2 separate regions of the Homo sapiens genome follow, and region 1 is linked to region 2. A link is an interaction called in ENCODE POLR2A ChIA-PET data of the cell type or tissue named here. Cell type or tissue: A673. All regions are shown on one strand. Links, peaks and the distances in the headings refer to the core of each region. The heading gives the core; the rest is flanking DNA.

Region 1 (2,908 bases), core at 168-2,667, 71 kb after region 2:
TTATAAAAATTGAAACCCCAGAAGGTGAATTTTGGTGAATAATGTCAGAAAATGGGCACAGACAAAGGTTGTTATTTATATACATTCCTAAGACTCTGTCAGAAGAGTATGGACTTAGAGGGGGGAAGAATTCACATGGGGAGGCCACCCTTGGAGGATTAAGGAATAAAAGAGCTGGGACATTTTCAAATACATTTTTACTCTGTAGACCACGCAAGTTACTCAAATGAAATCTCACCGGTGACATCAGTGTGAACATTTTAATGAAAATTACCTCGCGTAATTACCAAGATTCATATTAAATTAGTTTCCTGAGTACTGAAATTTCTTTGGTGTTTATTTTGCAACGAGCTGGGGCTGGGAAGTACCTTCCTCATTTCTCTAAAGTCATACCTTTTTATGATATCTGATTTCCTAAAATGAGAGCTCTCTGACAAAACTCTCTAACTGGAACCATCCATGGAAATGATGATTTTTTTTTGTGAAAAGGGTTAAAAATAACTGTTTTCTGTCTGAAAATGATTAATATTCCACCCAACTGTTTCCTTCTTTTAGGCAATCTGCACTCTAAATAGGTGGATATTTTCTTAGCTGGCTTACATGCATTTATTTATACATTTTTTTCCCCACAATAAAAATTACACAAGGTATGACAAACAGAGTGTGCACTTTTAAAGTTGGCCACGCTCCCTTCCCATCCATTCCATGTAACTGCAACCCCGGGATGGGAGAGCCGGGAGCAGCTCGGAAGGTAGCCACCCATTTGGTGCAGCCAGCCATGTGCCCCGACCTGCCTCGGCCAGTGCCTAGCAGCCCTCTGGTCACTGAGGACTATAGTCAAAACTTCCTTTATTTTCCCTAGGACTTAGTTCCTAACACACTCCGTGGCACGGTCCCCACGGATGGCCATTCCGGAATGGAGTTCCACAAGGGCTGAAGGTTTGAAAGCAGCACACGATAAGGCGAGACCTTCCACCGCGTTATATTCCGGACCAACTCAAACCAAACCGTATCCCAAACCAAAGTCATTATCCCCTGACATGCTAGGGATTAACAACTGGCAATTTTAGGAGGAACTGGAGTCCTCCCTCTCCCCCACCCCGAGAATCAGCAAGCAGCTGCTAATTCCCATGCACCCGGCTCCCGACAGCTTTTTCCTTACCTTCCTTCTTGGTGAAGGCATTTAACAAAGACTTCATTTTCCCTCTGACTTTGGCAGCGGTCCGCTCATTATATAACCTTCCTGGATGGGAGGAAGGACAGGCGTGCAGCCCGGCCCCTCGGTGCTAGAGCAGCTGGGACCCGGGGAGAGGTGGCGGGTGTCTGGGCACGGTGCACTTCCGAGCATAGCTGGGCATGCCAGACCCAGCGTGCTGGTGACAAAGCCCACCCCATATTCTGTCTGTCAGCTGGGAACCAACTGCACGTAGACGGGCTGCTCTCAAACCCGGCTACCTCTCGCGGCGCGCGTCATGTGAGCCGGGCTACTCTGCTTTTGTGCTCAGGGCATTGAGGAAGAGGCACCGCGGAGGGTTAACGCGGATCAGGCGTCCTCGAGCTGGCAGCTGGGAGACGCCGGGAGGCATGAGTGAGCTCGAGCCCCAGTTATCCAAGGAAACTCGGGCTGGTGCTGGGCGCTCCATGCGCCTGTGCCTAAATATACTGCACTGTGCTTTTCTATTTTTTTAAAAAAAAATTTTTTTAAAGAAAAAGCCAAGTTTGTTTGTCAGCTAGCAGATGTGGTAAGACAGACAAGGGGGAGGGAAGCGTACAAGTACCAGATAAGCTTCACACCAGACCCACGTTCCCCGGGCAGACATGGCCAGCATTCTGGAATTTCTGAACACGACCTATATTTCTGTTCAAAAGAATCAGACACAAGTGCCCATGACTTCTCTGGCTCCCCACCCATCGAGGTAATTACCCTGGAAAAAACAGGACTCCACCCCCTCCTACTTTTTTTTTTTTTTTTTTAAAGAGAGAGATAAAAAGACAATTAAACTGAGACCCTGCCAAGGATGGCCCCGATTCCAGGCAGCTGATAAAAGCGAGCTCTTCAGGGTCACTTTAGGCATTTCCTCAGCATTTCCAACCCAACAGAAGAAGAGAAAAGAGGAAAGCTGCCCCTTGGAAGCCCTACATGGAGAAAGTCAGATTTATAAAGCAAACACAGAGAAGTGGATGCAGGCTGGTGCCCTGTGGCAGGTGGACAGTGAGTTATTTCTACACCAGGAGAAGGAGCTTCCTGAAGCTACGTGGAGCATCCAGGGGCAAGGTTCTGTTGCCGGATGCCTCTGCTGGGCTGTAATTTAGTGTGCTGTGTGTGTGTGTGTGTTTTTTTTTTTTTTTTTTCTGGTTGCTAAGAGAACTGCTTCAGAAATTTAAAACACACACACACACACACACACACACACACACACACACAACCAGAGAAAGACGAGACAAGACGAGGAAAAAGCAACCAGAGCACTAAAGTTTAATTCCATATGGTTGACACACTTTGTGTCAATAAAAATGGCGGTGTGAGAACAAGAAGGCTGGGGGCCCCCCAGGAGCCTTTCCCTGAAGGCGTACCAGGGACGGGACTGCGGCATGCCTCGGTGAGGGCCTCTGGCTTTAGGGAGAGCAGAGACTGCCACAGAATCACTGAGTGTACGCCCTATATCAGCTGAGCACCCGAACAGCATCTCTTGGCCGGGTGCGGTGGCTCACGCCTGTAATCCCAGTGCTTCGGAAGGTGGAGGCGGTTGAATTGCTTGAGCCCAGGAATTTGAGACCAGCCTGGGCAACACAGTGAGACCCCGTTTCCATGAAAAATAATTTAAAAACATTAGCCGGGTGTGGTCGTGCGCCTGTGGTCCCAGCTACTCAGGAGGCTGAGGCAGGAGGATTGCTTGAGCCTAGAAGT
Region 2 (2,908 bases), core at 222-2,721:
TGAGCAAGTGTGCTTTATCCTGGGAGTGCAAGGCTGGTTCAATATTTGAAAAATTTATTGATGTAAGCCACCATATAAACAAACTAATGAAGAAAAACAGATAATCATAGCAACTGGTGCAGAAAAAGCCTTTGAGGAAATTCTACATAGGTGACAGCCTCCCCCCGGTGAGCTCGAGCAGAGCCCAGCCTGGAACTTGTGGCCCATGCCTTCCACATTTGGGTTCTGAGTAGCCTGGCAAAGGCAGCGGTAGGAGGAGGTGGAAATAAAGAGCTTTCTGGCCCCCATGGTCTCTGACATTACTTGAATACCATGGACCCATAAGAGTTAGTGGCGGGGCCTCAGTGGCAGGAGAGGGAGGACAAGGATGAAAAGTCCAGGTGTCTGGGCAATGCTGAACACCTTCCAGACAGCACGTTTCCAAGAAATGCTGACAAAACCGAAGAGCTGGGAAGTGCTGCTTCAAATATCTAGATTTAACACGGCCCCAGATGCAGAGAGACATCGATTACAGGGAGGCACCTGGGTCCCTAAGAAGATACTAATACAGCAATAATAACGGCTATGATTACAAAATAATAAGTAACGATACTAGTAAAAGCAAGATCCCAGAAGTACTTCGAAATGTCCCGCACAATTCCTATGTATGAAAACCCTGTTCATAATCTTTTTTTTTTTTTTCTGAGATGAAGTCTTGCTCTGTTGCCCAGGCTGGAGTGCAGTGGCGTGACCTCGGCTCACTGCAACCTCTGCTTCCCAGGTTCAAGTGATTCTCCTGACTTGGCCTCCCAAGTAACTGGGATTACAGGTGGCCACCACCACACTCAGCTAATTTTTGCATTTGTAGTAGAGACAGGGTTTCACCATGTTGGCCAGGCTGGTCTCGAACTCCTGACCTCAGGTGATCCACCTGCCTCGGCCTCCCAAAGCGCTGGGATTACAGGTGTGAGCCACTGCGCCCAGCGCGCAGGCAGCCTTCTTCCTGTGGGTGTCCACCCTCCAGGGGCTTCCTGCAGAAACTGTGTGCAGGGGTGCACTCCGGCCCCTCATCCCATCCCTGCCCTGTGAGCGTCCAACCTCTTGGCCTCTCTGGTGCCCTGTGGGCACCCGGGCAGAGCCAGTGGCTTTCCAGGCACGTCCCCAGCCCCGGCCCCGGCCTGCAGTGGTGGCAGTGGGACCACAGTGGAGATTCTGGGGACAAGGCCCAGCAGGTTCTCCTGGCAACCGGCCTTTCTCGTGCGGAAGGGACTCACTCCTGGAGGCCGCCCTCGGCTCCGCACCCCGCGGCTGCCATCTAGTGGCCACAAGCAGGGACGCCAGGCAGTGAGTCCGCTCCTACCAGGCGAGCGACAGGCCACAAGAGGGAAGACACCGCGCCAGCAGATTCCTGGAACGCCGCGGCTTCCGGAGGGGCCTCCCAGTGCTGGGGCCATCGTAGGGCCACTTTTGCATCACCCTCCGATTGTTGGAAATACAAGTTTATTTCCATCTTACAGGATGGCTTTCCGTTGCCCAGCTCTTGAATACCCAGCCCTCCCAGCTGTGCCTGTGCAGAAAGCCAAGCCTATGACTTAGCCGCTTCACCGAGCCCCGGACCCCACTGACGTCCTGGGGCCAAAGGCCTCTGTGATCTTGCGGAGATGGCTCTGCTGCTCTGAGCTCGTTTCCTCACTGGCCGCAGCGGGTTCAGGGTGACAGCTGCAGCCCCCGTGCGAGCAGGTGCAGGAGACATCCCCAGCTCCCCCAGAGGCAGGTTCCCAGAGCGAGGCAGAGAACCTTCCAGACTCCAGGCTGGAGGTCTCTCTTCCACCCTCCAGCCAGGGAAAGCTCCCTTCCTGAATGTCCAGGCTCTGATGGGAAAGATCCTTTACCTGAAAACGCTCAAATGCTGGCCTGGGTTCTCTGAGCCTTAGAGGCACATTTTCTGAAACAGGGATAATAAGGGTTCCAGGAGCACTCACTGATCCTGGGGGCTGGCCACGGTGCTGGGCCTAGGGATAGACAGGAGGTGAACCGGAGAAGAGCCCAGGTTAGCAGGTGAAGCCCCCACGCTGCCTGGCACAGAGCACACCCTCTCCCAGAACAGGCATTTGAATCCACCGCCGCCTGCACGCTCCTTCCCTCCAGCTGTGTGGGCAGGGGCTGTGGCTACCTCTCTAACTAGTCTCACAACCCCTGCTGCCCTCTCTGGGGTCCAGGCAGGTTCCATGGCATCATACTGGACCCTGCTTTCTGCCACTAGCAGGGGAAGACGGGGAGGCTTGGAGCTGCTGAGGGCAGGGCCTCGGCTGCACACTCTGGGGCACCAGGCAGCCCCACACCCCTATCATCTCAGTGGCCACGCAGCGTTGAACATATTCTGACATACGGAATTTTGCTTTGTAAGCTGCTTTGTCTTTCTGGGAACGTGTCCTCTAAGCTCACCTTTACACAGATCTGCAGCTTGTCTTATGTAGATCAGCACAGAATGTTACAAAAGAGAACGGATACATAGAGCAGACCCTGGGCTCAGACCCAGGCTCCAAACCTCCTGGGCCAACCACTCCACTTCCCCAGGTCCTTGCGCCCCCGTCTGCAAAATGGAGCACTAGCAGTTTCCATGATATTGGACGTTTGGCAAGGATTATGGAGGGGAGCCGTGTGAAGGTCAAAGGCTGGCAGGTAACAAATGCTTAATAAATGTGACTATTCTTATTTTTATTCCTCCATGCATCCCTTTAGTAGACAAGTATCTACTGAGCCCCTGCCCTGAGCAGGAGAGACAGGAAGCAGGAAGGTTAATAGCAGTGTTAGGAGCTGGACTCCTGGGTTTGAATCCCACCCAGCTTTGCCATTTATGAGCTGGCTGACCTTGAGCAAGGGGCTTACACTCTCTAGCCTCGGTTTCCTTATCTGTAAAAAGGGATAA

Evidence for each region. ChIA-PET counts read pairs that join two places held together with the same protein. Peaks named below come from ENCODE experiments on the same cell type or tissue, not always from the same donor. Only the 100,000 strongest peaks of a DNase experiment are listed, where the experiment ranks them.
Region 1: POLR2A ChIA-PET joins it to region 2 with 7 read pairs; 2 of 35 experiments call an interaction of 5 or more read pairs at or near these places.

The regions. Positions count from the first base shown.
Region 1 is chr11:70,825,305-70,828,212 of GRCh38, forward strand. All of the region lies in intron 11 of SHANK2 (SH3 and multiple ankyrin repeat domains 2), which reads right to left. Among named protein-coding and RNA genes, the nearest start is that of SHANK2-AS3, 36 kb to the right of the region's middle. In A673, for the core only: no CTCF peak of the experiment used is centred there; a DNase peak (open chromatin) is centred at 1,507; H3K27me3 peaks cover 2,500 bases.
Region 2 is chr11:70,754,407-70,757,314 of GRCh38, forward strand. The region is part of intron 14 of SHANK2 (SH3 and multiple ankyrin repeat domains 2); the gene reads right to left. Among named protein-coding and RNA genes, the nearest start is that of SHANK2-AS3, 110 kb to the right of the region's middle. RefSeq lists an enhancer at 1,540-1,589. In A673, for the core only: a CTCF peak has its summit at 1,312 (motif pointing left); a DNase peak (open chromatin) is centred at 1,295.